Regions from separate parts of the Homo sapiens genome. Here region 1 is linked to region 2. The links are chromatin loops, found by intact Hi-C in ENCODE. Cell type or tissue: PC-3. All regions are shown on one strand. Each heading gives the region's core, and the rest is flanking DNA. Links, peaks and the distances in the headings are about the cores only. Region 1 has its middle 36 kb from the start of RTP4. Region 2 has its middle 14 kb from the start of RTP4.

Region 1 (16,469 bases), core at 5,430-13,429, 51 kb before region 2:
TTATCTACTTTTGGTCTTTGATGATGGTGATGTACAGATGGGTTTTTGGTGTGGATGTCCTTTCTGTTTGTTAGTTTTCCTTCTAACAGACAGGACCCTCAGCTGCAGGTCTGTTGGAGTGCCCTGCAGTGTGAGGTGTCAGTGTGCCCCTGCTGGAGGGTGCCTCCCAGTTAGGCTGCTCAGTGGTCAGGGGTCAGGGACCCACTTGAGGAGGCAGTCTGTCCGTTCTCAGATCTCCAGCTGCGAACTGGGAGAACCACTGCTCTCTTCAAAGCTGTCAGACAGGGACATTTAAGTCTGCAGAGGTTACTGCTGTCTTTTTGTTTGTCTGTGCCCTGCCCCCAGAGGTGGAGCCTACAGAGGCAGGCAGGCCTCCTTGAGCTGTGGTGGGCTCCACCCAGTTCGAGCTTCCCGCTGCTTTGTTTACCTAAGCAAGCCTCAGCAATGGCGGGCGCCCCTCCCCCAGCCTCGCTGCCGCCTTGCAGTTTGATCTCAGACTGCTGTGCTAGCAATCAGCGAGACTCCGTGGGCGTAGGACCCTCCGAGCCAGGTGTGGGATATAGTCTCGTGGTGCGCCGTTTCTTAAGCCGGTCTGAAAAGCGCAATATTCGGGTGGGAGTGACCCGATTTTCCAGGTGCCGTCCGTCACCCCTTTCTTTGATTAGGAAAGGGAACTCCCTGACCCCTTGTGCTTCCCGTGTGAGGCAATGCCTCGCCCTGCTTCGGCTCGCGCACGGTGCGCGCACCCACTGACCTGCGCCCACTCTCTGGCACTCCCCAGTGAGATGAACCCGGTACCTCAGATGGAAATGCAGAAATCACCCGTCTTCTGCGTCGCTCAGGCTGGGAGCTGCAGACCGGAGCTGTTCCTATTCGGCCATCTTGGCTCCTCCCCAAATTGGTACTTATTAATCATTGTGAAATTTCCCTCCTTATCTCTGGTGATACTGAAATGTTCTGTATGTACTTTGTTTTATATTAACAGAACCTCTCCAGTTTTCTTATGATTAATATTTCCTTGTTTGTCTTTTTCTATCTTTTAACTTTAACTTATATATTTTATATATTTATATATTATATAATTTATATATTTTATATATTTATATTTAACATATGTCTTTTATATTTAATATGTGTCTTTTGTAAACAGCATATAGTTAGCTATTTCCTTTTTTTTGTAGAGTCAGGGTCTTGCTTTCTTTCTCAGGCTGGTCTCAAAATCCTGGCCTCATGTGATCCTTCTGCCTCAGTCTCCCAAAGTACTGCAATGGCAGATATGAGTCACCCTGCATGGCTGGTGTTTCCTTTTTAATCAAATCTTAAAATCTTTTTTTGACTGGATTTTTTGGTCTATTTATATTTAATGTAATTATTATGTGGAGTATTACTGTGCCAATTTGATATTCACTTTCTAATTTTTGGCTCTGTTCTTCATGATTTTCTCCCTACTTTTCTGCCTGTTTTTGAACCAACTAAATACTTTCTATTATTTTATTTTATCTTTCCTTTTGGTTTATTAGCCATCCCTCTGCTTTATTTCTCAGAGGTAATTTTAGGGTTCATAATACACATCTTTAGCTTATCACTGTCAACCTTCAAATAATATATATTACTTCATATATAAATACTCTTTAACACTCTATCTCCATTTCAGCCCTATCTTTTGTGCTGTTGTTATGTGTTTTACTTGTTCATGTGCTGTGAACCCTATAATACATTATTTTTTCTTTTTAAATAGTTGTCTTTTAAAAACTTTAAGAGTTGAGAAAAAATTTAAATACATACATGTATTTACCATTTCTGGCTCTCTCAGTTTTGTTTTTTGTTTTTTGTGTTTTTTTTTTTTGAGACAGAGTCTTGCTCTGTCGCCCAGGCTGGAGTGCAGTGGCTCAACTCACTACAGCCTCCACTTTGTGGGCTCTAGCAATTCTCCTGCCTCAGCTCCCCAGGTAGCTGGGATTACAGGCACATGCCACCACGCCCAGCTATTTTTTGTATTTTTAGTAGCGATGGGGTTTCACCATGTTGGCCAGGCTGGTCTCGAACTCCTGACTTCAAATGATCTGCCCGTCTCAGCCTCCCAAAGTGCTAGGATTACAGGCATGAGCCACTGCGCCTGGCTCCATTTCTGGCTCTTTTTATTCTTTTATGTAGCTCTCAGCCCAAAGGAAGATGTGCTAGCCGCAAAGTCTCTCAGCTTTTCGTCTATCTGAAAATACTGTATTTTGCCTTCATTTTTACAACATTTTCTTTGGATGTGATTTCTAAGTTGACAGGTTTTCTTGCCACCACATCAGATGTTCCAATTTTCTCTGATTTGAGTAGTTTCTGATAAGAAATCAGTGATAATAGATAATTGAGAACAACTCATAATCAGTTGTTCTCATGTTTGTTTTTGATATGTCTTTTCTTATTCCCTCTGGCTGCTTTTAACATTTTTTTATTATTAATTTTACATATTACTGGTTTACATCAATTGGATTATAACATACTATGGACTAGTTTTCTTTGTGTCTATCTTGCTTGAAGTACACTGAATTTCTTGTAGCCATGGATTTATATTGTTCATGTTATTTAAAAGGTTTCAACCATTATTTCTGTAAATATTTTTCCCCACTTCAACTTCTCTTTTGTCTCCTCCTGGTATTCCAGTTACACACTTACTAGACTCCTTTATATTGTCCCAGAGCTCACAGAGATGCTATTCACTTCCCTCAGCATTTTATTTTTTGTGACATCCTCCCATTTATATAATTTATATTCTTCTATCTTAACCTCTCTTATGGACTGTCTAATCTGCTATTAACCTCTCTTATCGACTGTCTAATCTGCTATTAAACTCATCTCATAATTTTTTCCTTTTAAATATTACATCTTTCAATTCTAGAATTTCCATTTTATTATGCTACATTTCCCTTTATTCAGATTCCCTATTTGTTCTCTCACTATGCTTATGCTATCCTTTAAATTCTTGAATATAATTATAACAGTTGTTTTCAAATTCTTATTTACTAATTTTATCACCTTTCCCATTTCTTTATTTCTATTTTTCTGACTTTTCTATAGTTATGGATCACATATTTATGTTCATTTACATATGTAGTAAATTTGATTGTACAGTTGATATTGTAAAAATTACATTTTTGGAGAATTTTCTCTTCTTTCATAATAGAATTTTGTGTTTTGTTCCATTCGGCATTGAATTTGCTCAAGGATTAACATGTTCCTTTTGAGATTTATTCATAAACTTTTAAAGACTAGAATTATGTCTACCTTAGGGTTCTACTAATTCTATTCCTAAAGTATTGCTTTTCTATAAGTTTTATTGCATATCTGGGATGTTTAGCAAAATGTCTCCACTCTGGCAGATCAGAATGCAATCATCTTCTAGCCCTGTGCAAACTCTGGGGTTTGTTTAGCTCACAGTTCCCCAGTATTTTTTCCCTCTGGTAAATGCTTCTAGCATAGCTTTATGAAATTTTTCTGTGTATATACACAGGCTAATACTCAGCCAAAGACTCAAGGGGCTCCCTATGCAGATTTCTGGAGTTCCTTCTCTACTCAGCTTCCTTTTCCCTCTTATCCTGTTTCCAGAAACTCCAACTGTTTCAGTAGTCTTAAATTCTGGCCTTTATCTTTTTTAGCTCAGTGAGGCAACTGTGATGTTTTGGCTTTTTTTTCACTGCCCTACAGTCCAAAAGTGCCTTCAGGCAGAAAGCCACGGTTATTGTGGGGATTATCTTGTTTGTTTCCCAGCTCTCAGAGAGCACAGTCTTCCACTACCTTTGGTTCAACATCAGAAAACAGTTATATTATTTATCCAGGCTTATGATTGTTTACTACAAGAAGGCTAGTGCACTTCATCATGGCAAGAAACTAAAGTTCTAACAAATATTTAATGTATGACTACTTGGTACAAGTGCTGTGTTCATCTTTGAGCTTTGCAGACAAATGGTACCTCTCAGGCCTCACGTAGTACAGTACCTTGTGGGAAAGACACCCAGATAATTAAATTCAATGATTTCAGAGAAGTTTTAATAGAGGAATGTATTCAGTGACATAGAGATTGAGAGGAGAGACATTTAACTGTCTGAAGAAGTCAGCACAGGATTCCTAGAGGAAATGGAATTTTGCAGGGAATTTTTATTTTGCCAGTTGGAAAATAGAAAGATACCTTAAGCACGTGCACAAAAGAATGAAAGTGACTATGTGTCTCTGGAGGAAGGGGATATAGTAAGATGCACTAGGTCACTATTGTATAGATTACATAAGGGTGGAGAAAAACTGTTAAACCTGAAAAATAAGGTCCAGACCATGCAAGTCCATTAATGTCACGTTATATAGACAATTTTAGCCTGTATGGGAACATAACAGCATAATGATTAAAAGCAAGGTTTCTGTGAGTTCCAGTCCATGACGTTATAGCTGGGACTTTGGGTACATTTATAATAAACTTCATGGACCCTTTTGATTTGTTTTTTTTTAATAGGATAATATTAGGACCTGTCTTCTTATCCTATTGATGGTTACTTTAGCTAACGTCTGTTAAGCACTTAGCCCAGTGTCTGGCATTTAAGTACTCAAAATTGGTAGCTGCATATGTCATTGTTACTATTTGTGCCAAAAAATGTAGCCAGAGTTGGTTTGTGAGATGCTTTGTTTTGTGACTAGGTATGTATTTTCATTCAACCTTGTTGTCTGAATGAGGGATAAATCGCATGTAGGAGAATGATTTAAAGAAGGCTAGAAAAGGCAGAATATGGAATGTGCTGGAAGGTATGCTCAGTAGAGATCAAGAAGGTCGATCTTCTGTGTGTGGAAATGGCATGGTAAGGGTGGAAAGCAGTGCCTATTTGCCTTGACCCTTTTGAGGTGTGTTTTACCTGCATTTGCTCTACAGCAGAGATGCCCAATGATGGGAGGTGATACTGAGACACTGAAATCTCATTGCCAGGTGTGATAAGCTCATATATTCATTTAAGAATGTTACAAAAATGGTGATAGCATTTTTTCTATTTGTGGAAGATTGTACTTTTTTAAATGGCCATAATACTATCTCTAATCCCAGATATTTGTCTTATAATGTAATGTTGACCTGAAGCAAGTAAGTCTGGGTGGGTTTGCTATGGGAGCAGGAGTGAGTTCTGTGACTTGAGCTGAGGACACCTGAGTCCAAGTGACCTTAGTCTGAATCATAAAAGATGATACAGGTGACATCAGGTTTTCTTGAGATACTTGCTCTTGAAACCCAACTACCTTGACATGAGAAAGCAAAGAGACTATAGAAAGAGGCTATGTATAGGTTTTGTGAGTGACAGTCACAGCTGTGGTCCCACAATCAGTATCAACAATAACTAGAACACCATTTTATATTTTTTCTCTTTAATAATTACTAAGCATACCACCACCAGTACTTAAAATCCTCAGTTATTAAAAAGGGACCCTAAACTCACAAAAATGTAAAGACTGACCGAGCTAGAAATTTTAACTGAAAAAGTGTAGCAGAGGTCGTTGTACCAAGGATATTGTTTAGTTTATTCTCATTAAACACTATTTGCTGCCTATAAGAAACTGAAAAGAGTTTGCTGAAACTGGATTCTATCTCCCATAGCGATTATTTTGACAATGTATTTGCCTTTTACCCATGATAATGCATTTATTTTCTACTGAGGCATCATTTGTTTTTAAAAACAAGAAAATTATGCCTCTCTTGATGTAGACAAAGCCAGGTGAGTTTAAGTAATTGGGGGAAAAGGCGTCACTTAAAATTATTTCTGCCAATTTGTCTCTTTTTCTTTCGCCTCCACACTTCCTCCACATGGCTCCTGGCACACACTCTCAAATGTGGTCATAGCAGTTGTCAATAACAACCAAACATTAGGCTTTGTGTGGAGAAAAAGACTGAAAAAAAAATTGGAGCTGGAAACACCTCTAGTGGTTTGTTCCATTCTCCTTGAGGTTGATTCATGCGAAGACAGCTCTGCTGTTCATGGTTTGGGATAACATCAGATCTCCAAACAGCCTGAAAAATGTTATTAAGGCCTTACACATAGGAAAGGACTGTGCAAGCTATTGAGGCACCAAAGACAGATGTAGCGAACATTAAAAAAATAATAATAATAAACACCAGGACACACTGATCCAATGGATGGACTGAGAGTGGGGCAAATCATTTTAATCTAAGACTTGTGGTCTGTTGCTCTAACAGAAAAGAGTGGAGAAAGTGTTCTAACAGCAGCTTGATTATCCTGATCCATTTAGAGTCTATCCCACCCCCATTCCAACAAACAGCATATCTCCATCAAACTGGCCAGATTCAACTTTTTTTTTCATTTCTACCTACATGCCGATACCGCTTCCTGTGACATACAGCGTTTTTTTTAATCCATTAGTTCTTTTTCTTATATCAACTGAATTCTTATATTTAAATATCACTTTATTCAATTTGTATTCATATCTCAGAAATTCTTATGTAGCTCTTCATCTACATCCTTCTATAATTGACCACTACACAAAGACCTAGAAATTGTTCCTCCAAAAGGGAGATAAGATGTTTAATAAGTGCTTATTGATGATTAATCACTGAAATGGAAGTAGTGGTCTGCTGTTATGTTTTAAAACAACTGATAAGAATAAATGGCTTAATACAGAGCTAATTTTGTAGGGAGCCTAAAAATATAATTAAACTGAGAAATTTGTCCCAGAAAAGGGCACAGGAGCACAGGGTATATAATTCTAATTATAATTTCAGGAAGTTCATGGACTTCAGGTCAAGAACCCCTGTCTATGGCAATTCTGTGTGGAGCATGAGCTAACTTGTTAGTATTCAGAATCAATCACCATTTATTACAAGATTACTATACGTCAGGCACTGAGCTAGGCACTCCTACTTTTACTTCAGCATAATCCTGATATAGACCAGAAGTGTTCTTCCTTCTCTTCTGTTTTCCCCATGACAACTATTAACATTTCAAAAACAGAGTGTTCTTCCAATGAGTGTATTTTGGGAAAGGCTAATGTAGCCAAATTCTTATTTTAAAGGTAAGAAAGCTAAAGCCCAGAGAGAAGTAACACGCCTAAACTCAAATGGTGAGTTGTTACAGATGGGAGCTAGGGTCCAGGTCTGTCTCCTAGGCCTGAGCTCTTCAACTACATACCTCTACCATGAGAGGACTCGAGCCCAATGAATGACAAATTACCATAGTTCAGGTTACACCAGAAACTCACCTTGAAACAAAGATACAATAGCAAAGCAGTTTATTTGGGTGGTGAAAGAAACACTGGTGAAAGAAGGGGAAAATGAGACAGGGAAGGCAGTCGACATGGGGTTTATTATCAAATCATCTATTACTGTGGATGACTGGAGCTGAATCCTGTAGAGGAAACCCTGGAGAACAGTGTTGGGCACACACCTTAGAGTTATCCCATATAAAGGATGAGGGAGCTCCAGTATTTATACACCTACTGCAGGAAGTTACAGGTTGAGTGTTATTTGGGGGATGCAGGTGGGTTGCACTTCCAGCCTCCTTCATGATGGGCTTCAGTGGCCAAAGAAGACTCTTAATTAAAGAAATGTAGATGCTGGCAGCTGCAAGTCACTGGACATATACAGGAGATGGGAGAATATAGACAGGCCACTGATAATGGCTGCTACATGTGCATATCCACGTTACATTGTCAGATCTGTGAGCCAGTGCATGGTGTATTACGTGGGAATTGGGAGACCCAATTTCTCGCTTAATATGTTTAAGCTCTGTTTGGAAATCCATAACTGAACACAACTTAGAGACCCAGGGAAGTGCTTCTGAAGCCAGCAGCCGAGATAACAAAAGATTTATAAAGCAGGCCAAGTTGGTTGATGGCTCTGGGTTTATTTAGCCTACAGAAGGGAAAGTTGAAACAGAGCTTAATTAAAATCCACTGAATCTAATCTCTTTGTAAATTCTGTTAATTCTATATCCACAGTGACTTTCTTTTTCACCCCTCAAGCCCTTGTCTAAGCTGTCAATATTTATCACCCATATCGTCATTTTCTTGACTTTTAGATTGAATGCTCTTTTTTCTAAAAAAAAAAAAAAAAAAAAAAACAAAGCACACAAACACATGCACATAACAAAAGCAACAACAACAAATATTTTGTGATATCCCATTTAGTATCTGGATATAAAAATCATAGATAATGTAATCTATAAACATATCATTTCACAGACTGCAATATAATGCCCCGAACTTAATACATGAAGAAATAAAGGGAAGTAATTTGTAAAAAATAATAACATTTTAGCAATGCAATTGCTGGAGCACATCACACTCGAGTACCTGAGCAAGTAGTGAAATGCTTGCACTTCTTCACAGAATCAGATTGCATGCCATAGCTACAAATGCACAAACGTAACAGCACAGGTGTGTTACAATGGAATTCAAATGCCATTAGCAGTGTGAGTATACATATAAAATAGAGTTAAATGCTAGGGTCAGACTAGCATATGTATATATATATGTGTGTGTGTGTATATATATGTATATATATGTGTGTGCGTGTATATATATGTATATATATATATATATAGAGAGAGAGAGAGAGAGAGAGAGAGAGTTAAATACTAGAATTAAAAAAATTACCATAGTTCGGGTTACACCAGAAACTCACCTTGAAACAAAGATACAATAGCAAAGCAGTTTATTTGAGAGGTAAAAGAAGCACTGGTGAAGGAAGACTAGTATAAAAAGGTCAGACTAGTATATATGCCAGGTCAGACTAGTATAAAAAAGATTATTTAACTTTCACATGGAATGCAGGACACTTCTTAGTTGTTTGGAGCTGTCCTTTGCAATGCAAAAGGTCTGTCATTCCTGGCTCTTGTCCACTAATAACAGTAGCAAATCAAATGATCCCATTAAATTTTAAAACATGCCCCGTGACCAGTATTAGTTCCAGTGAGAAGCACTGACTCATTACAATAAAATCTTCTGATGGAAACAACATGTGATGTTAAAAACAAAGAAGTCTATAGATCCTAAAGTCCGTAAGTAAAGCAAAGCCAATGTTCCAGTAACTGCTCTGAGAAGCTGTGATATGCTCTGGGTTGCACAGAAACGTGGGAGACTATCAAGGCCCCTCCCATAGTTCATTCTCTCCCAGTGATTCAGGTAGTGAGTCAGCTAGTAGCGGTGTTCACAAAAACTTGGAAGTTCCTAGTCCACATGTTTGTGTGACCTCTCTGTAGCCTCTGTGTCTAGGTTCTTGAGTATACAATGCACTGTGGACTGTTTGTGGCTTGGTGCAATCAGAAGTCATGGAAGATGGATAGAATAAATAGAAAGGGTGGTAATGGAATTGTCAAACCACAAGATTGACAACTTCTTCTTCTGGGAAGGGTCCCAAGCAACAGTCCTCCAGGTTCCTCAGGTTAGGTGATGCTGAGGAAAGCCAAAGAGCACCTGACACCATCTCCTAGTTCTTGGTACCTGTTAGCATATGCCTTTCATCAGTCTTTGTCAAACATATCCATCCAAGTCCCTGGATGGCCAAGGAGAATGAATAGAGATACCTCTCACAGGGGTGGGAAGAAGATGTGAAGTGGAGGGCAGGAGGTGAAGGAAGCCTAGAAATGTAGGTTAAATTAGCCTGCTGAAAACATAAAATGTCTTTAGAATCTCATGCTTTATCTTTCGTTATTTATTTATTTATTTGAGTCAGTAGTTCATTGCTGCCCAGGCTAGAGTGCAGTGGTGCAATCATAGCTCACTGCAGCCCACAACTTCTGGGCTCAAGTGATCCTCCCACCTCAGCCTCCGGACTACCTAGGACTACAGGCACACTCCACCATGCATGGCTAATTTTTTTAAACAAATTTGTAGAAACAGTGCTCACTATGTTGCCCAGGCTAGTCACAAACTCCTGGGCTTAAGCAATCATCTCTTTGTGGCCTCCCAAAGCACTGGGTCTACAGGTGTGAGCCACCACAACCCAGCCTCATGCTTTATCTTTAAAAATTTATTATTTTTATATTCCATAGTACATCAATGTTTGTTTTTTATACATATTTTGGTTTTGTGTGTAGGTCTCTGGGTTTGTGTATATATACATAATCTAACTAACTAAAGCAGGTTTGATCAAAACTAACACTTCAGAAATAAATGTTATCTTTCTCCTATGGCTTCAAGTTACCACCAGTGGGTGCAAACATTTTCACTTAAAAGGTGTCGAGCTTATTGTTATTTGAACATAGGGTATTTTAGGTCCTTTCTAGATCCCTGTAGCTCTTCAAGGTACTGGAGTAATGATGGTGCATAGGGAGGATGGATTTAGCAGGAGAAAAATCTACACTTTCTGATATATATATATATATGTGTGTGTGTATATATATATACGTGTATATATATGTGTGTATATATACACGTATATATATATGTGTACACGTATATATATATGCATATATATGTATATATATATGCGTATATATGTATATATATGCGTATATATATGTATATATATGCGTATATATATGTATATATATATATGCGTATATATATGTATATATATGCGTATATATATATGTATATATATATGCGTATATATATGTATATATATATGCGTATATATATATGTATATATATGCACACATACATATTTTTATATATAGAGAGAGTATATATATATATATATACACACACACACAGTCTTTTGTGTCTGGCTACTTTTACTCAGTGTAATGCTTTTTAGATTAATCTATGCTTTTTTTATATATCTGCAGTGCATTCTTTTTTATTTCTGAGTAGTATTTTACCATATATATGTATTAAAATTGTTTATTTATACCTTCTCCTGCTAATACATATTTAGATTGTTACCAGTTTTTAATCTAGCATAAATAATAATTCTGTGAAGATTTGTATACAAGCATTTTTATGGACACATGTTTTAATTGCTCTTGGATAACTGCCCAGAAGTGGAATTGCAGACGCCACAAGGCTCCGTTAGGAAAGCAGGATCATGGTGGTGCTGCTGGCGTTTTGTTTGAACACCTATCTAGTGACGGCTCATGTACCATCACCTTCCCTATTTCATGAAAGAGATTGTGTATAATCATTATTATTTCTTCCTTAGATGTTTGAAATTATTCACCAGAGATGTCATCTGGGCTGGGATTTTTCCTTCTGAAGCATTTTTAGTTACAAATAAAATTATTTTTAGATAGACTATTTGGAATTTCTATTTTCTCTTGTCAGTTTTAGTCATGTGTGTTTTTCAAAGGATTCTTCCATTTCCTATCAGAAGTTAAATTTATTGGCATAAAGCTATTTATAATAGACCTTATTATTCTTTTAGTGACTGTAAAATTTGTAATCATGTTCCCTTTTTTGTTCTTGATATAAATAATTTGTGTCTTCTCCCTTGTTTTCTTGGTGTGTTTAAATAGAAGTTATTAGTTTTATTGTTCTTTTTTAAAAAATCAGCTTTTGGTTTCATTTATTTTCTCTGCTATTTGTACATTTTCTATTTGGCTGATTTCTGCTATTATCTCTACTATTTTATTATTTCCACTCACTTGAAATTTTATTGTCTCACCTTTTTGTGGCAGATTAACATGTAAGTTTAAATCATCGATTTGACTTTTCATTACTTTCTGACATAATCATTTGAAGTTATACGTCTTCTAGGTACTGTTTTAATTATGTCCCACACATTTGTTTTTATTTTCATTCAGTTCAAAATATTTTTAAATTCCCCTTGTGATTTCTTTTTTAACCTGAGTTACTTACAGCTATGTTGTTTATTTTTAGATCCCTTTTTGTTTTTAATTTCTAATTTAATTCTGTAAAAGCAGAGAACATATTCTTTATTATTTCAATCTTTCACAATGTGTTGACTTTAATAAATTAAAGGATTCACTTTGTTTGTGTTCCTATTCCCAGTAATTACGATCTTGTGATGTCTATTATCCAATGTCTGAAAATGGTTTTTTCCTCATATATTTTGCCCAGTTTTTTACTTGTTTACAGTGGCAGTGCAAGTGCTGCACCAGCTACTTCATGATGATGCAAAGCATCCCTGACTTACTAAATCTGGCTCCTAGTGATTAATTTCCTTTACTGTCATCCATTCAGGTCTTAACACAGACGTCATTTTCTCTTAGAGGTCTCTCCTGACTGCTCACCTCGCTGAAATCTTGGTTAGAACTCTCTTTCATGTCTTTTTTTCTTCAGCATGCACAGTATTTACTCCTTACATAGCACATATCCTACACTGTTGTATTTGCCTGCTACTTTTTCACTTCCCTCCAATAAAGAATACACATTTTATATACATATTAGTTTGAGCCATATAAAATTTTTGCTATTTGACCATTTTTGAGATACAAAATGGAAGGTTTCCCCTGATTCAAACTAACATGTATACAAAAAATTATTATTTATACATACACAGAGAAGTGGTGGGATCTCAAATAGCACTGGTCTCTTATAACATGTTATTAATGGGAGAGTTCTCCTTTATAGTAATCCTTTCCCGGAACTTTTGAAAGTGGCCCTACCACATTCTCTAATTCTTATTAGAATTACAGAGACTGTTATGAGGATCAAATGAGATCATGTATACAGAGTGCTTTAAAAAGTGCTGGGCCCATGATATGTGCCCAATAAGTTTAGTTGCGACGGCTATTTCATTGGTGTTTTTATGCGGTGGTTGCTTCAACTAGGCCTTGTCTTTGTTGGATGCCAGTCAAGTTCCTCAGACTGTGGCTCTCCATGATGTCCCTGCCTCGAGGCAGCCCTTCTGGACCTCTTTTCAGCCTTTCCTGCAGCTCCCTACTTTTGGTTAACCCTGAGGAAAGGGAGTCCCTTCTTTTATGACAATGATCAGTTACCCTGGGCTTCAGGTTCGTTGGGAAAATCCTTGCACTTGATCCCTTAATCTCTCCTAGAAGTGTCTCAGGTCTCTAGAATCAGCATTTTTACCAGCTTCTCTCAGCCCTGAGGTGGAGAGGGGGCTTTATCTCAGGCACATGTACTAGCACTTTTATGCTTTTCATTTTAAATCTCTTCAGCAATGTTTGGCTTTCTTGACCAGAGTTTCTAGACTGAGCTCTGGGTGTCCTAGAAATAATGTTCTTCCGATGGCAGGAGCCACTGTCCCAGAGACCTGGTGTTTCTGTTACTGCTCCTGAAAGAAGCTCCCAGGGATGGAAGGTAGAAGTGGCATCACTGTCCCGCCTCAACCTTCAGTTGAACAATGGTGAAGAGGGCCCATGTCGGGAGGTCTTAAAATCTCATTCTTGGCTACCCACTTGGCCAAGCCCTGCTCCCTGCATAGACTCCAGTTTCCTCATATGTTCAAAGTCCTTTTAGTTCTCAGGTTCTCAGGTTCCATGACCTGCTTGAGTTTATTTTGAAATGTATTTTAGGGATTTCTATACCTAAGAAATTGGGGAAATCCTTTATTTCTCAACCACTTTTTTCTTGTACAACACAAACTCTAGTAGCTTTTTAGCTGAAGTTTCCCTCCCCTCCCCCTTAAGTGGATGCTTAATTAATTACTTAGGAAAGAGCCTTGTGCCCTCAACTTAACAGCAGGGAATGGACCTTAATTCTAGAAGAACTTTGCATCCTCCCTCAATCGTGTGAGCGAACATGTCAGCTCCCACCTTAAGGGTACCACTTTTCAATAATAACTTGGAGGATAATGGTTCTTAGCCACCTACCCACATCAGAGTGTTGCCAATACACAATATTTAAAAGGCACTCTAGAGTAGTGCTTCTTAATGATAACTGAGTGGAAAATGGCAGTAATCACAGGTGCATATACATTTGTAGGCTGTATTAGCCATGGTCCTTTGGAGGCAGTAGGAGCTGCTGAGTTGATGGGGAAATTGTAGGCATGTGGGCTCAGGTTCCATAAGGAGCAATTACAGCACTGACTGCAGAGCCATTGTGGGAGGAAACTGACATATGTAATTGAAGAGCATAATATGATAAGTCAATGGTGTAAAAAGGAGAGAAAAGCATGAAATCCACAACAGCAAGATGGCAAAGAAATGCCTTGTTTTAGATTATTTTGTGTCCTGTTTCCCTGTCTATAAGGAAGGACCCTATAGAAATCAGGACAGGACTGAATCCTAACTTTGCCTTTTACTAGTGGTACTATCTTGGGCAAATCACTTACCCTCCCTTAGGGTTAGTTCCTTCCTCTGTGAAAACTAGAGTAGTAACGCTTTGCAAAATCATCCCAAGGAGTAAAGGAACTGGCATATGTAAAAAGCAGCTTGTGATGACACTTTAAGTCAGCAAAAATATTTTCTGAGTGCTTATTGTATGCCAGGCACTGTACTAGCCATAAAGGAAATTCAAACAAAAGTGAGACAATTCCTGCCTTTCAGGAGAATAGAAGCTACTGGATGAGACAGACATAATTACTCAAGATCAGAAGGTAAACTTTTGGTTTATCCTGAGAAAATCCAGCTCATTTTAAAACATTTTTTTCAGATACTTTAAAGATTTGTCTGCTCCCATTTTATTGTTAAAAAGGATCAATTCCATAATCAAGTAACAGTGGATTTATCTGCATATTTCATTCAAGGACATCACTGTGTTACCATTTTAGCAACAACTATCATAATCATGAACTAATCTATTTGTAGTGCCATCCATGATTCTGAGGGTTTGAGAATACCCCTTTTTAAAAATTCAATAATTAAACTGAATTGTCAAGTAAAGCCAATGTTCTACATTGTATTATTCATAAGCAGTAGCCATCTAAAATGAGAGGTGGATCCAAGAAAACTCAAGATTAGATTTGAGAGTGTAGAGAACAAGCCATTGAAGGATGGAGATTCCCTGGGCCCAAAATAATCAATTTGGATTCCCCTAACTCTTCACAAATCTTGGTCAACCTTCTTGACTGTGGAGAATGTGAGAGGAAGTGCCTGAGGTTCTTAATTGAATAACATTGCTATGTTCTTGTCTCCTTTATAAGCATTGTCACTTTGGGTCCTGTCAGTCTTTCTAAGCAATCAAACACTGTTTAAATGCTGCCACTGATGCAGTCCCAGAATGGAACCAATCCATATGTCCACCAACTGGTGAATGTAAAAACAAGCATATCATATGCATACAACAGAATACTCTTCAGCAATTGAAAGAAACAAATTACTGATAAATGATAAGTGAAAGAAACCAGACACAGCAAACCACACATTGTATACTTCCATTGATACAGCCTTTTCAGAAAAGGCAAACCTATAGAGACAGAAAGCAGATCAGTGGTGGCTGGGGGTTAGCTGTGGGAATGGGAATTGATCACAAGTTGTTATGAGGGACCTTTTGGATGATAGAAATGTTCTAAAGTGGATTGTGGTGATGACTGTACAACTGTGTAAATTTACTAGAAATAACTCAACTGTGCACTTAGGATGGGTGGATTCTATGTTACATGTTTTATATCTCAATAAAGCTGATTTTAAAAGAAAGCATTTTAAAAAACAATTGTGCCTTGGAGGCAAATAAAAACATATTGTGGATGGAAAAGAAACACAGTTATGATAATTGCCAAGGAACCAATGTTTGGCATATTATTAACTGCTCTACTCTGCAGAAGTTGAATGCTCAGAATTCAACTTGAGCCCAATTCCCAATATGTCTGGGAATATGACCTTCTCAGGGGCCTCCTGCTTGACCAATCGTCTCTTAGCTTTGTCAGCTTTCAGCACACAGAATGTCAATACAGGAAGGCGCATAAAGTACCAGGGCTTCAGAGCCTGATAAACTTTGGTTTGAACTCTGGCTTTGTCATTTACCAACTGTGTGATGTGGGGCATATAATTTGAGTTCTCCAACTTTTGGCTCTTTCACTCATAAATTGAGACTAATAATTCATCTGTACTGGGCCAGTTATGAGGATTATATAAGATCATTCCAATTAGCTATTGCTGTTTGACAAACGAACCCCAACTCAATGGATAAAAACAAACATTTTATTACATCTAATGATTCTGTGGGTCATGAACTTAGGACGGGCTTGTTTGGACAATCTGTGTGTGATCCACAGGGTGTCAGCTGGGGCAGTGTGTGCTTGGATCTACTTCCAAGATATTTTCCTTACTCCTGTGGGGCTCCTTCATGACCCTTGTGCTCTTTCTCCACATGGCATCTCATGCTAGGGCCTTTCTGTGGGATTTGGGCTTTTCACAGCATGGTGGTCTCAGATACTTGTATTTCTTAACTGGCAGCTGGCTTCCTATGGGCAGGAAGCAGAAGTTGCTGTGAGCTAAACAATGGTCCAACTTCACTTCTATGTTATTGGTCAAAGCAGTCACAGGGCCCACCCAGACAGAAGCTGACTTCACCTCTTGATGATGTGAAACAAGTTCACATTTTTACAAGAGCATATGGGTTGGGAGACACTATATGGACATATTTGGAAAATGCAATCTGCCCCAGAAATAATGACCACAGAGTCCAGGGGCCAGAAA
Region 2 (16,469 bases), core at 5,693-13,692:
AGCAATAGATGGGCAGATACAGGGAGTCACAGCTTATCAGAGCCAAAGCCCAGGAATGGAAGTTCACAGCCGGAACTAGTACTGGTAGGGTAAGAACACTTTAAACTGAAATTGGCAATTGCTGGAAGCTCAGTGAGAACAAGCTTGAGAATTAAATAATTGGGGGGCAAGGGCTCGGTTTTAGGAGAACCCTCACACTTTCAGGAGTTTTACCTCCAGGAGCCCCACCAGGTTGTCACTATGAAGATAGAGAAAAATCTTCTTGTGCATTCATCATGTGAGGAGAAAAATAACCATTTTTGTTAACACTCAGACCTCTCTGTTCTCCCTAACAGTCTGCCCTCAAGGGCAACTGTTTCACCAGAGTAACACACTTGAGTTTACCAATGCCTAATCAACCTGAGAGAAGGGAAATGTGAGCGATAGGAACTACCTCCACTTGTTTCATGTGTGACTTCCTTTCTGCATGACAATGAGGACACAGCCCTCCATGCTTACAGGGTCAGGAAAAGAGAGTCTGGCATAAGCTCAAGGAGTCACGGCTGCCTGTGTGCTTTTTTCTAGGAGAGGAACCAAGTCCCACACAGTTCAGACTAATTATCTACTCAGCTAAAAATATCTGGGAGAGAAATAAAGAATTCAATCAGCCATCAAAATTTCTAAATATATTACAATAATAATTAAACCACCAAGCCATGGAAGAGATTTTAAAGGTTCCCTAAGTTCCATTTATTACTTGCTGGCTTTGTAATAGTTAACAGCTAAGTTACAAGTAAAAACTTGGATGCTATTCCCAGAGTTAGCCCATGGGAAAAGCAATGAACTTAAAATTAGAAGAAGACAAAGTTATCAATTCCACTTCCAATACTTACTGAATTACTTAATCTCTGTGAATCTTAATGTCCTTGGCTGTAAAATGGAAATAATACTCATTCCATTAGATTTAATGATGTATATACTAATATGACATATACATGGACAGTAATAAAAAAATAGATAGGGTTATTTCGAAAAAGAAAGACTATGAAGTGGCATAAGTTAATAGGACTTAAATGGAATACAACATTTGAACTCATTATTTAATGAATGAGAAAGAGATAGGGCTCACATATGGAAAGGAAAGAGATATTTAGAACAAGAATCTAGAAAGTGTCTGTGTCTGTGCGTTCAGGAGAAGAAAAGCAAAAGATAAAATGAATAAGATTTGGAGCACTTTATCTCTTCGAATGCACCTTTATACCCATATCTATATGGTTTCTACAATAACCCAATGGTTTATGTCCTTTATCAAGAAATGTTTCAGAATGGATGCATCTAATGGAGCTTTGTAAAATATAGATACCCAGGTCCACCTCTGGAAATTGATTCCACAGGTATGGGGTGGGACTTGTATTATTTAAAAGCTTCAATAATGATACTGAAATACTCCTGGATAAAAATCACTATAAATAGAAAATATGAAGCTCGAGAAGTTTGACTGACTTGCCAAGATCTCACTTTATGAGTAGCAGAGGTACAATGTGAAACAAGATGCTTTAACTACCACTTGTGTGCTTTCTTCCGTGGTGAAAATCTGGAAGGCAGGGTCAGCCTCTGAGTCTATTCATTATGGCTGAGTTGACCTGGCACTGGAAAGCAGCTTGCTGTCTGATGGATGGAGTCCAGGAGACAGCCACAGTCATTATGTATGAATTTAATTAACAGCAGAGGACATTGAAAGCAAGGGAGGAGAGCTGTGAGAAACAGAGGCAGATCATTTGGGGCTATTACAATGCAAAGCTGAGGCGAGGCCACACAGCCTGCCAATTATAATGCCAATATGTAGTAACTTGACTTTTTACCTCTGCAGTCTCAGTCTGGGCATGAGAATGCAGCTCGGGCCTCAGTGAGACCCCTGTATCCCCTCTTGATGGCAGTGAGAATTTTACGCCTGTGCAAAGAGCAGCCAGGAGCCCAGGAAATGAGAAGGAAACAAACAAGCCCACCCAGGGGTGGTTTGATGAGTGTGTTAAAGGACTCCTGATTTTCACCTCAACGCAGATGTTTTGCAAACATTCAGACTCCTTTCCCCCAGGACAGTTCACAGGATTCACACTGTAGTAGTTTCAGAATTTGACCTAAAGTCTTCCACTGAAGTTATTGATTCTCCTGAGTTCCTTCTGATGGGTCATTTTCACAGCCTGTTTTGTGTACCTCTCTGCGGGGCACTCTTTTGTTCTCAGCCACAGGATCACAGATTTGGTTTTTCATTGTTGTTGGGGCAAAGAGGTTGATTCCCTCTTTCTCTGCCAGCCCTTCAGACAGAGATTTTCTTTTTTCATTTTCATATTTAAAAATCCAGATACAGGCTGGCCCTATGAGCTTCAGTTTTGAGGTATCAGTCGCATACATCAAGAATGTAGAGAGGGATCAGTGTCAGTGCATCCTACTGCTTCAGAACAAAACCCACCGTGCACAGGACGGGCTCTGAAGACGGCGAGGCTGGGAGATCACAGATGATGAATGTTGCTCAGGGCAGCAGCCACTATTGCACACTTTTCTCTCCTTGTGCTTCCCTTACAGCCCCAGGATTTATAATGCTCTGTCTTATCCAATTTTGGTCACAGCCTGATGGATGTCATAAGGCTGTAAATACTCTGAGGTTTTACTTTTCTATGTATGTTTTCTCCTACTTTGTATTTGCTATAATCCATGTCATCCAATAATGGATTAATTTTTAGATCCGCTTTTTGTTCTTGCTAAGCTCCTGAGATTTGGAAGATGAATATTGATAGTATGAATATGTGAAACTGAGCTGAAAAATTATTCTGGCACAAATATATAGGGAGAACAAAATGCAGTATTGTCCCAGGGAATCTGATAAACACAAAGAGAACCAGATTAGAGATAAGAGGACCTGGATTTAAATCCAACCTGTGCCACTAGTCAATTGCCATGATCTGGATGAGCTGCTTCACCTCCCTTTCTGTATAATAAAGCACTGGACCAGGTAGTCTCCAAGTTCGGTTCCAGTTCTGTCATTGTATGGATGGATCAGGGCTCTGGTTCTCCATTAGGAAATGCAAAGAGTCTTCCCAGATCTCAACTTGGTGATGTTGACAGCACCAGGCTGTCCCAAATGTGCAGTGGAGTGATGAACTTGAGCATAGTCCTCCTGAAGGCCAGAGACCTGCCTCCTGGTAGAGCTTACTTTCCCTAGAAGAAAGCAGAGACTTGAGGTGAAGCTGGAAGAGGGAAGGGTGATAGGGTAGATGGGACTGGTCGCCTTGAGGAAGGGAAGTTGCACTAGAATCTTGGCTACTTGATAATACCAAATAAAGATGTTCAATGTGCAAGAGGAAGCAGTTTTATCCCCAGTGGCTCCAAGGGGCTGAACTACATGCAGGAGACAAGAGCCTCAAGGAGAGTAGCTGTTTCAGCATGAATACACACAACCATCATTCCAAGCTGTGGGAAACTATGTAGGTTACCCCACTCACTGCTCTCTCCAGCTCCCTCTCCCAAGTGGTAGCCCAGGAATTTTGATATAGCATAAAGAAGGCCAGGTTAAGAATTAAACACTTGGATTCAAATCCAAGCTCTGCCAGGACTGGGTTGTAGTGACTGGGTGGAGTGACCACATGGTGAGGATATTGAGTAGTTCAGCATCAAATGTCAGCTGGGGAAGATGACTCTAAGGCCTCTTCCAGTCTTAGATTTATGAAAATCTTTGGGTATCTCTCCTTCTTTCCCTGAAATCAAAACTAAAATATGGAAGAAATTGGCATGACTCTGCTTGGTCTGGTGCCAGTCAAACTCTTGGTATAAGTAGGTTAAGTGAGCATTTGTTCACAAAAAGATGGTAAAATCTAGGCTACTACTTCTCCATAGCTTCCTCTAACCCTCACATCAATGAGCACACAATGATTTATATTCATTTGTAGCCTTCTGAAATGTTTTCATTCTTCTCTGTAATTTCCTTAAGTGCAAGTATTAGACAGATTTGAAATATAACAAGTACTATTGAGTCTAGCATTATGGATAAAATCCAATTGAGAATTGAAACAAAGCAAGACATTACTTAGAATCTGCACTTAAGCAAAGAGGCATGATATACATTTATTCTGCCAAGACAAGTCAGGTTTGATGAAGAAAATCCATCCTACACTCCTGACCCCATTCATTTTCAGTGCCCTTCACCTCCATTTATGTAAGTCAGCCAGTTTCATGGCCACATACTAGACCTTGTCATATTCCAAGCTATCTATCTGTCTAACCACATCCAGCTCTCCAATTCAGCTACTTCCACCAAGTCCAGTATTAGACCTTGCAAATCCCTGACCTCTCCATCCATCAGTGCTCTGCTGCCTTTACCTCCTTCTCTCTCTAGTTTAAAAAAATGTAGTTCGACACTAGGAATTGTCCCATATTGCTTGTAAAAATCTCAACCTAGGATTAATCTACTCCCCACTTTATTCAAGCCTGCTGAGTGCTGTTAGGAAAACACACACACACACACACACACACACACATACACACATACATTCATGGCATTGCACATTTATGTTCCCCTATCTCAGTAGAGCCTTCCGTATGGTCCATAAATCTCTCTGCTTTCTTTTTTCCCACTTTACTACAGCTATTTCAAACTGTGTCCACTATCCACAAAATTTCAACTCTGCTGTTTCACTGGCTTACTCTCAGGAAATGACCTTACCTCCTTCACAGAGAAAGCTGAAATCTTCAAATGAGAATTTCCTAAAGTTTATGCCACCAAACCTATAAACTCTCTGTGTTCTGTACCCATGTTTTTATCCTTTGCTCCTACTTGGATAGTAGAAGCATCCTTCAATCTATGTTGAATAATGACTTCAGTGCTTCCCCCAAATCTTGACATTTTAATTTCCCCTGCTCTGTGTATCTAATTTTTTGTTGTTGGCCCCTTCCACTCAGCGCTTAAACATGTTAAAGTAAGTCTTTCTTGTCTCAAATGACCCCAACCTTAACCCTGTATCCCCTTCCCACTATCATTGATCTCCCTGTCATAACCACATTTCTCAAGTGAGCTGCTTACACTCATCACTCTGCTTCCTTCCCTTTCAGCTACTTCTCAACACACCCCCTCTGATTTCTGTCCCCAATACACCACTAAAGCCCATCTCAACATAGTCGCCTTCAAACTCCTTGTTGCTAAGTCCACTAGGTGATTCTCCATCTTCCTAGTGTATACTATAAATTGTATATTGTGGCCTATTTGAAATCATCTTTCTTTGACTTCTGTCATACTGCACAGTCCTGGTTTTGTTTGGTTTTGTTTATTTCCTCAAGTTGCCTGCCACTTTCTAAATAGCCTTTGGATTCTTTCTTCTATGCCTGTTAGTGTTCTTCCGAGTTCTGCCTTCTTATCTCATGCCACACTCCTCTTAGGCGGTGGCACGCATTCCCATGTACAATTGCATTATATATCCTGATGCCCAATACACAGCCCCAATCTCTCCAGAGTTTCCTGATCTTATCCTCAGTTACTCCCTAAAAGTCTCCACTTTGATTTTGAAAATGACAAAATCCAATTTGTCATTTTCTCCCTCAAACCAGCTCCTTCACCTTTATCTGCTGTGTCAGCCAAGGGCCTTATTGCCATCACCTACTAGCACAGCCAGAAGCCTGGATCCCAAGCTGCTCCTCTTTCTCCTTCTTTTTCTGAACATTGAATCAAACAAATCACCATACCCTGAGAATTCTTCTTAGTGAATTAATATCTTTTAAATCCTTCCATTCCCTCTGCTAGCACACTACTTAGGTCACCATTATCTCTGTCCTCCCTGATTCTCTAATCTGTTTTCTAAGCTGTACACAAAGTGACGTTTTGGGTATTCAGTGGCAATTTCATCATGCCAATCCCTCAATTAATACCATTGTTTCTTCTTTAGAGCAAGGCCAAACTTCTCAACTTTACCCCATAACTCTTCATGGCCTGGTCTCTTACCTCTTCAGACCAAGGTTTTTCAACTTTGGCACTCCTGACATTTTGGGCCGAATAATTCCTTGTTGGGGAGGTTGTCCTGTGCGTTGTAGGCTGTTTAACAGCATCCATGGCCTCTACCCACTAGATGTCAGTAACACCACCATGCCAATTGTGATAATTAAAAATGTCTCCAGACATTGCCAAATGTTCTGTGGAGGGCAAAATTCACCCTGGTTGAGATTTACCACGTTAAACTAATTTATCACTACATCCTACACCCTATATGTTTGAAGTTCTAGCCATACTTAACTTTCCTCTACTCTGCTAAGGAACCATTTTCATTTTTTAAAAAATGTGTAATAGTTTTATTGAGATATAATTCACATAGCATACTATCCATTCATTTAAAGTATACAATTCAATGGCTTGTAGTATAATCACAAAGGGGGACAACCATCACCACAATCCATTTAAGAACATTTTATTAACCAAACAGAAACATTATACCCATTGGCAGTCACTCAGTTTTTCTCCAATTCCCCCAACCCTAGGCAATCACCAGTCTACTTTCTGTCTGTGTAGATTTGCCTCTTATGGACGTTTCATATCACATAATACATGGTCTTTTGTGGTTGGCTTCTTTCACTTGGCATAATGTTTTCAAGGTTCAGCCATGTTGTAACATATGTCATTACTTCATTACTTTTTATTGTTGAGTAGTATTCTCTACAATTCTCTACTTTGTACATCATTGCAGTCTCTACATGGAGGTTTGTTCTTACTTTATGGACACTGAATTTTTTTCTCTTTCATTCAAACATTGCTCTTATATTTGTTATATCACTGTCCTTGTACACTGCCAACCCACAGTCTCTACTCTAAGTTCTAGAAGCACAGGTGTATTATGAGTGGCTTCAACAGGCCAATTTAGAAGCCATCTTGCTGTGATCTCATATTAATAATTGGGTTTCTCCTGAATGAAGTCTTTCTTAATCCTCTTTCTCTATCAACCTCCATTCCTCACTTCTCTTTTCATCCTTGCAGTTGAGTTTGGTAAGGTCAGAACTTTTGGGTTGTTACTATAGTGCCCTGTGCATATTTTTATCAAAGCATCACATCATCTGATACCTGTCTTTCTCACTAGTCTAAACATTTTGAAGGCAGAAACTATATGTTACTACTAATATATCCAGTACCTGACACATTGTCTGGCGCAAGTTAAGCATTTAAATAAATTTTTTGTAGAAACAAAGAAAGGAAGGAAGGAAGGTAGAAGGAAGGAGGAAGGAAGGAAAGAAGGAAGGAAGGAGAGAGAAAGAAGAAGAAAGAAGGAAGGAAGGCAGAAAGGGAGGAAGGAAGGAAGAGAAAGAAAGAGAGAGAGAGGGAGGGAGGGAGAGAGGGAGGGAGGGAGGGAGGGAATTAGTCCTTTGATAACCTGCTTTGTATTGTGATTTTCTTGGATGCAGGCCTGGCTTGGTGCTGGTCAGGCTTCCCAGAGCTGGAGTCTTGCCTTTTCACAAAATATGGAAGTGGCAACAAGAACTTCCTGTCAGTCTCTGTGACGACCTGCCCAAGTCACTGATGGCTGCCTTGCCTGGCTTTTATCTTAGATGTACACATGACCACTTCTCCTGGATTCCATGTTGGTGCTCTTCCCATGGACTCACTGACTGAGCTGCTGTCTCTCAATGTTCGTGGTTCTTTTCTGAGCTTGTGTGTGAGCATGTCTCTTGAGCCAGCTGGAAGCTCAATGCAGGCAGGGCAGGGGAAGCAGACAAGCTCATTTAGGAAGCTGGATCCACTGCTGCGGAGGTCAGGGAGTAAACATGGCGGCCTCCAATGGGAGACACTAAAGAGTAGATTCTTTCTTACTCGTTGTTGATTGAGGCAGTATGGAAAGATTTGTTTTGTTTTATATGTAGGTTTAATTTTATTTTTTATGTAACAAACAAAGCCCTGTTTGAAGTGTTTTACAAATGTTAACTTGCTCAATCTTCATAACAACTTCACGGGGTAGCTGCCATTTTTATTATCCCTGTCGAAATACTTTGTGCACACAGCTGATAAGTGGAAGAGCCAGGATTCCAAACCAGATAGTTTAACTCTAGAACCTTGCTTTACTGCCTCTCTCATTGCTGGGCCTTCCCACATGAGCTCTCCTTGTCTGGAGGCTCCTTCAGCATCTCTTTACCTGGCCCATGCCGACCTGCCCTTGAAGTATTACTCAGTATTCTCCTCTAATAAATAAGCTTTTTCTGCTTCCCCAGGCCTAGATTTGGTGCCTGCTCTATGTGCTTCCGTAGCACCCAGGGCATCTTGTATAACAATTTCACACTACAAACCTATTGACTTGACTGATCTCTTCTATGACTTAAACTCTTTAAGAGCAGGAACATTTCTTTGGCTGGTACACATTGCACTCTCACGCTCAGTAATGAAACACAGTTGACCCTTGAACAGCACAGGTTTGAAGTGAGTGGGTCCACTTATACATGGGTTTTCTTCACCTCTGCCACCCCTGAGACAAGACAGCAAGACCAACTTCTCCCCCTCAGTCCACGCAATGTGAAGATGACAAGGATGCAGACCTTTATGATCATCCACTTTTACTTAACGAATAGTAAATCTATTTTCTCTTCCTTATGATTTTCTCAGAAACATTTTGTTTTATCTAGCTTACTTTATTGTAAAAATATAATAAATAATATATATAATACAAAATACATGTTAGTAGGCTGGTTATGTTATCAGTAAGGCCTCCAGTCAACAATGTGCTATTAGGAGTTAAGTTTTGGGGGAGTCAGAAGTCGTACACAGATGTTTAACTGTGTGGTGGGGGCGGGTTGGTGCCCCTAACCCCCACATTGTTCAAGGGTCAACTGTACCTGGCAAGTAGTACATGCTAAAAAAAATTGCTTACATATATAAGTAAATCTAAATATTCCTATTTTAATATTAAAGTATAATGTCATTCTATAAATGCCCATTAGCCTCCCTGCTCCCCACTCATTGAGTTTGACTTAACAGAGTATCAAAGTAAAATAAAAATAACGGGTAAGAGGTTTTCCCAACTTTGCTCTCAAAACTGAATCACACTATTTAAACAAACTACATGATTAATATAGTAGATTCACAAAAGTAAATAAATCTATCCCTGTGTATCTCTACCACTTGCGCACTTGGCTAATTCTGAGAACACACTTAGAAGAGGCATTAAAAACCTGAATATATTACGGATGACTATCCCTTAGCCATTTAACCCTTTCACCTGGGTAGCAGCTGTGTGGCGGAGCAGGAAATAGTGAATTAACGCCACCTCAGCCCTGGAGGCAGCGGCAATGCCAATATGAGTATAAGCCAATTAGTGAGACCTCATGCTTCTTCAATAACAAGGAGTTCAGGTATTGCAGTCTGACCCAGTCAGTCCCATCTCCTACTGGGTCATGTGCTGTGCAGACGTGAACTGTGGGAACTGCTGCAAATTTTTTGTCTCCTTAAGGGAGGTCTGGCTTGGGGTGAAGACATCTGGAAAGCAGAGAACAAAGACTAAAAGAAACTTGGTCCTTGACAACCTCATTAGGCTATGAGGAAAAAGTCCTGTAGCGTTCAGCTTATCTCAGTGAACTGAGTGCTCATTCCCTTTATTGCCTAGACTTGTTTGGATTAGGTTTCCTGGTCCATGCACCGTGAAGGGAGTGCCAGCACACTGGAGCACGCCCGAGGACATATGAGCCGGGTGGCATGGAACTCTGAGGGTCAGCAAATGAGGCCACTGCCCCAGCTAGCTCTCAGATCACATGAAACATGGGAAAGGAAAGAAGCCTGAGCAGAGAATTCCAAGACCCTGACCATCATTTTCTCGAGCCTTCTGCCTACCCTTGTCAGGCTTCAGGAATGCAGACAGGCAAAGAAGAACTGCTGTATATCCAAACCTATTCAGCCCCTCCTTGTCTAGACCTAAAAATTTAAAAGGTCCACAAATAGTTCTTGAGCGATTCAGGCTCAACATCCAATACTGGGAAGGACAGGCTTCTGAAATCAGAGAACTTCATATTAAATAAAATTACTAGGGAATAGAGAGAACATTTCATTTGGATTCTGAGAATCTTAAATAAATATTTCTTTTAAAATGACATCATGCAGTTTTAAAGACTGCAAACAAAGAATATCACCAACAAAATTCAAACGGCAAAGGGGCACTAAATATCATGGAAAACCAAAGCAGGAGGGCAAAAGTTCAAAAACGTCTCCCAAAATCAAAGAAAAGAGAGAAGGTGGTGAACCATTGAAAAACAAAGATGTAAAGAACAAATGCAGAAGATCCCATTTAGGTATACAAAAAATATGGTAGGAGAAAAGTGCAAATTGAGGAGAAACAATTAAAGAAGAAAAAAAATGTTTCTGAGTCAAAAAAGACATGTTCGGGTTTGAAAGGACTTCATAAGAAGCAATCAAAATTAATCAATAGAGTTTTCTACATACACATACTCTGGTAAGTTTTAAGTTTTTTTAGATTGGTTGGGTGAGGTGTCTTACATGTATCCAGGCAGGGATGGGAGGAAATGGCTTACCTACAAAGCAACAAAAATTAGGTTGGCTTCAGGTCCTTTCTCATTAATATTAAATTCCAGCAAATATGATGCAACTTTTGCAGAGTTTAAAGGAAAAATATTCGAGTCTGAAAAATCTATCAAGTTATTTTCACTTGCAAAATGGAAAGAAAAAAAGGATCCTTAACAAGTAGAAACTCAATATATATATCTGCGCTTCCCAGAAACCTTATTAAAATTGTGCTCTAAAAGATAATTAAAATAAATACTCTAGGATGGGAATGTCTTTAGTGCTGCCATATTTAACATACATTTTGCTTTTAGTATCTAACTTTTTTTAACCATATTTAAACTTTCTTACTATTCTGCATACAATGTTAAATCCTAATATGTAACCTCCACAAAGCAGGGAGTTTGGCTTGTTTTTGTTCACTTCCACACCAAAACCAGAAAACCATACAGAATTGGTCCTTAAGAAATGTATGTTGAAGGAATGAATGAACTAACCAGAAATGAGTGCTAAATCAAGTATAATGCCTTTCCCCACATGATTTTTCTTTTTAAATAATTAATATTCTCATTTATATTCATAGACTTCCTAGTACTGAGCCATAACCTAGGAGTGAGCACATAACTCACTCCTGGCCAATTAGAGCACCAGATTTTCTGGCCACAGTGAATGGTTTAGTGATGGCATGGGAACTAAGCCGGACCAGTGAGATGCCACTATGGGGACTTGTGCTGGAGTTGCCAACAGAGAGATGCTCTCCTTCTGCTGGAGTACCAAGCTAATAGAATGTCAGCTTGTACCTAGACAGCTTGCCACAGCCAGGTGAAAATGTGCTTGAGAATGAAACCAGTACAAAGGGAAGCTTTAAGTACTTGTTTCCAGCATGCCGAAGAACATTCTGCCATATCTTTTGGTAATATGAACAAATCAGCTCCCTTTTTTTCTTAAGTCACTTTGACATGATTTCATTTACCACTTATAAATTAGAATTTTCTATATGTTTATGTTTTGTGCTCTCATCAAGTTTTAGCATCAGACATATCAATGCTAGCCCCATAAAAAGATGTAGGCAGATTTTCATATTGTTTGCATTCTTGGAACATGTTGGAAAGCAAATAACGCATACCTCCTTCCACCTTTATTTACAACACATTGAAAGATAGACACTGACCTGGGGGAAATTAAAATACCATACACCCTTTATTACCTGCAAAGATGGCCTGAAGGACATGAGCTCTGCGGACAAAGTGGGATCCTCCTAACAGAACTTTCCAGGCAACTGGAAGGTTCTGGAGAACCACAGCCTCTCCCACTGCCACCCCTACACCCACATACACAGGGTGGGGAGGGGTGGAGAGCCTTGTCTGGAGTCAGTTTTGGTTTTCTAATTTTCCTAAAGAATTCTGTATTTTGTTTAGATTTTCATCTAGTTATACTTTCCTCATTTCTAATGCTTTATATTTTTATTTTCTCCCTTCATTCAAGGCCCAAATTCCAAAGGACTTGCCTTTTTTTTTTTTTTTTTTTTTTTTTTTTGAGACAGAGTCTTGCTGTGTCAGCCGGGCTAGAGTGCAGTGGCATGATCTCAGTTCACTGCAACCTCCGTCTCCCAGGCTCAAGCAATTCTCCTGCCTCAGCCTCCCGAGTAGCTGGGATTACAGGTGTGTGCCACCACGCCCTGCTAATTTTTGTTTTTTTAGTAGAGACAGAGTTTCACCATGTTGGCCAGGCTGGTCTTGAACTCCTGATCTCAGGTAATCTGCCCGCCTCGGCCTCCCAAAGTGCTGGGATTACAGACGTGAGCCACTGCACCAGGCTGGACCTGCGTATTTTATTTATCTTTTTGAAGAATCGCCCCTTTTATCCATTAATTGTATTTTTTCATTTTTAGCATTCAGAGTCATTAATTTATGCTTTTATTTAATTAATTGTATAATTTTATATATGCATCTATATGGCTTATTTTGTTAACTTTTCTGTATTGAATTGAAGGCCTGGTTGTTATTTTGGGCCTTTTGAATTTAAATGTATGAATAGTGCTTATGCTTAGTACCAGCCCATACTTTTGCTGTATACTGTTCTTATTTTTGTTGATTTTTATATCTCAGAATATAGTTTTGATTTGATTTACAATTTTTTAAAGAAATTTGAGATTTTACTTGTTTAGTTTTTGTTTTTTTCAGTAGGTCTCAGTTTTGATCTAGCATTTATGTGGATCTAGCTTGATTGTGTGATAGTCCTAGAATGCAGTACACATTTTTTTTCCTGCTTCTATGGGCATATAATATACATTCTTTATAAGGTACCATATGCTAGATTATCTAGTAAATTCATCCTATTAATTATGTGACTAAACTCATTAATATTCTATTTTTGGTCTATTTGGTCAATTAAATTTAAAGACAAGGTGTTTAAAAACTCTTTTTTGTACAGAAAAATTGGAATGAATAAAAATTATTTAATTCTAGTGAGTCAAATTTTATTCTTATATCTAAGAACTGTGCTTTCTATATCTAGCAATACATTGTTTAAAGTGCATATAAGTTTATGACAAATATGGTCTTGATGTTTTAAATCAAATAGAAAATATTATCTTTTTCCATTTTTACTCCTGGCCTCAAAATTTATTTTTGAAATGTTTTTACATGTGTGTTTATTCATTTATGTTTGTTTTTGTTGTTGTTGTTTCTAGACGGAGTCTCGCTCTGTCACCAGGCTGCAGTGCAGTGGCGTGATCTCAGCTCGCTGCAACCTCCGCCTCCCAGGTTCAAATGATCCTCCTGCCTCAGCCTCCCAAGTAGCTGGGACTGCAGGCACGTGCCACCATGCCCAGCTAATTTTTGTTATTTTTAGTAGAAATGGTGTTTCACCATGTTGGCCAGGATGGCGATCTCTTGACCTCGTGAACCGCCCACCTTGGCCTCCCAAAGTGCTAGGATTACAGGCATGAGCCTCCACGCCCAGCCTATTTATTTTATTATATGCTTTTATGAGGCAAAATGTGATTTTTTTATATACGTGTACATTGTGGAGTGATTAAATCAAGCTAATGAACATATCCATCATGTGACATGCTTATTTTTTATGGTGAGAACTTCACAATTTTCAAGTATACAGTACATTATTATTAAATATAGTCACTAGGCTGTACAACTGATCTCCAGAATTGACACCTTCCATCTAATTGAAACTTGGCACCCTTTGACCAACATCTCCCCTTCACCACCCCACTCCTGCTGCCCCAGCCTCTAGTAATCGCCATTCTATTCTCTGCTTCTATGGGTTCAACTTTTTTTAGATTCCACACACAATTGGGAAATAGTCTCTTCAATAAACAGTGTTGGGAAAACTGAATATCCACATGCAGAAAAATGAATTTGGACCCTTATTTTATCCTATATATAAAAGTCAACTGAAAATGGAGTAAGGACTTAAATATCAGCCCTAAAACTATAAAACTTCTAGAAAAAAAGTAGGATAAAAGCTGCTTGTCATCGGCTTCAGCAAAAATCTTTTGGATGTGACTCTAAAAGCACAGGCAACAAAAGCAAAAGTGGACAAATGAAATTGCATCAAACTAAAAAGCTTACACATACCAAAGGAAACAACAGAGTAAAGAGACCAACTCTAGAATGGGGGGAAATATTTCCAAACTATGTAACTGATAAGAGGTTAATAGCCAGAATATATAAAGAACTCAAACAATTCAATAGGACGAAAGAAACCCAATTTAAAAATGAACAAAGGACATAAATAGATATTTCTCAAAAGAAGACATTCAAATAGCCAACAGGTATATGAAAAAAAATGTTCAACATCACTAATCATCAGGAAAATGCAAATTAAAACTACAATAAGATATTACCTCACACTTGTTTAAATGGTTTATATCAAAAAGACAAAAGATAACAAGTGTTGGTGAGATGTGGAGAAAAGGGAATACTTGTACACTGTTAGTGGGAATATAAATTACTATAATCATTATGGAAAACAGTGGAGGTGTTTCTCAAAATAGAACTACATATGATCCCACTACTGGCTATATATCCAAAGGAAATGAAATCAGTATGTCAAAGACATAACTCCACACTCATGTTCATTGCAGCATTATTCACAATAGTCAGATGTGAAATCACCCTAAGTGTCCATCAGTGGATGAAAAGATAAACAAACTGTTGTACCTCTATCCACTGAATACTATTTGGCCTTAGAAAAACCTGTCCTTTGTGGCTGGGCACGGTGGCTCATGCCTGTTATGCCAGCACTTTGGGAGGCCAAGGCGGGTGGATCACAAAGTCAGGAGTTCAAGACCAGCCTGGCCAAGATGGTGAAACCCCATCTCTACTAAAAATACAAACATTAGCCGGGCAGGGTGTCACCCACCTGTAATCCCAGATACTCAGGAGGCTGATGCAGAGAATTGCTTAAACCCAGGAGGTGGAGGTTGCAGTGAGCTGACATCGCGCCACTGCACTCCAGCCTGGGCGACAGAGTGAGACTCCCTCCATCTCAGAAAAAAAAAAAAAAAAAAAAAAAAACAAGAAAAATATGTCATTTGCAACAATATAGATGAACATGGAGAACATTATGCTAAGTGAAATAAACCAGCCATAGAAAGAAAACATTTGGGTTTTATGGTTTGTTTGGTTATAAAATATTTGATTACAAAATATAGCATACAGAAAAAGATGCATAAAACGTAAATGTGTGACTTAAAGAAGACTCATCTGTTCACTACCCAGGCCCAGTAACAGAATGTAGAATATGATGGAACTCTAAAAGCCAACAGTTCTTTTCAATCTTACCCTCAAGTATTAACCACTCTCGTGACTTTTATAGGAATTGTCTCCTTTCTCTTCTTCATATATCATCCACCAAAGTGTGTATTCCTTACTTCAAGGTTTAGATTTGCCTTTATTAAATTTACACTATAAAAATTATTTAGTATAAATTTGTTGTTTTACTTCTTTTGCTCAGTATTATCTTTTAAAGATTTACTTGCCTTTTGGGGAGCTATAGCTTTTTGGGTTGTTGATGATGCTTTATACTATTCCATGGTTTAAATATATGTTAATTTATTTTTCTCTTCCACTATTGTCTGCCATTTGGGTTATTTCCACTTTGGGGCTATTTCATATAGTGCTGCCATGAATATTCTTAAACAAATTTCTTGTGCATACATTTACATTGATTACACAACAATAAGTAGATTGTATTGTATGATACACATACTGTGTATCATCAAATTTGGGATTTGCCAAATATTGTACAAAGGGATTGTATCTATTTATAAGTCCCACAGACATGTATGAGTTTCTGTTGGCTCACATTCTCAGTGATACATGATTAGTCTTTTTGACGATAATGATTCTGGTGACTATATAGTGATACGTTCCAGTGGTTCTAATTGTGCATCCCTGAGATTACTAATGAAAGCGGTGCTTTTTCACATGTTAATTTCCCATTAAGTTTTCTCTTTTGTGCAATGTCTGTTCAAAATTCTTGGTAACTCTTGGGTTGTCAGCCATTTTCTTATTTATTTGTTTTTTGAATTATATTTTCTTCATACGAATCCCTTGTTGTAAAAATCTTCTCCCACTCTATGGCTTGTTTTTTCACCCTCAATAATATCTTTTGATTAACAAAATTTCTTCATTTTAATATACTCAAACTTCTCATTCTTTTATGGAAAAGAAATGTGTGTTTTTCGTGTCTTTTTAAATTAACTTTATAGGCCGGGCCCTCTGGCTCACACACCTGTAATCCCAGCACTTTGGGAGGCCGAGGCGGGTGGATCACCAGAGATCAGGAGTTCGAGACCAGCCTGACCAACATGGAGAAACTCTGTCTCTACTAAAAATACAAAATTAGCCAGGTGTGGTGGCACATGCCTGTAATCCCAACTACTCGGGATGCTGAGGCAGGAGAATTGCTTGAACCCGGGAGGCGAAGGTGGCGGTAAGCT

Evidence for each region. Peaks named below come from ENCODE experiments on the same cell type or tissue, not always from the same donor. Only the 100,000 strongest peaks of a DNase experiment are listed, where the experiment ranks them.
Region 1: a loop joins it to region 2, with 10 times the contacts of the local background. A loop is called at or near these places in 4 of 110 quality-filtered maps.

Annotation. Positions count from the first base shown.
Region 1 is chr3:187,396,550-187,413,018 of GRCh38, reverse strand. No RefSeq gene overlaps it. Among named protein-coding and RNA genes, the nearest start is that of RTP4, 36 kb to the right of the region's middle. In PC-3, for the core only: no CTCF peak of the experiment used is centred there; a DNase peak (open chromatin) is centred at 9,118; H3K4me3 peaks cover 478 bases; H3K27ac peaks cover 1,828 bases.
Region 2 is chr3:187,346,022-187,362,490 of GRCh38, reverse strand. No RefSeq gene overlaps it. Among named protein-coding and RNA genes, the nearest start is that of RTP4, 14 kb to the left of the region's middle. RefSeq lists enhancers at 1,357-1,926, 1,927-2,497. In PC-3, for the core only: no CTCF peak of the experiment used is centred there; no DNase peak of the experiment used is centred there; H3K4me3 peaks cover 659 bases; H3K27ac peaks cover 697 bases; H3K27me3 peaks cover 851 bases.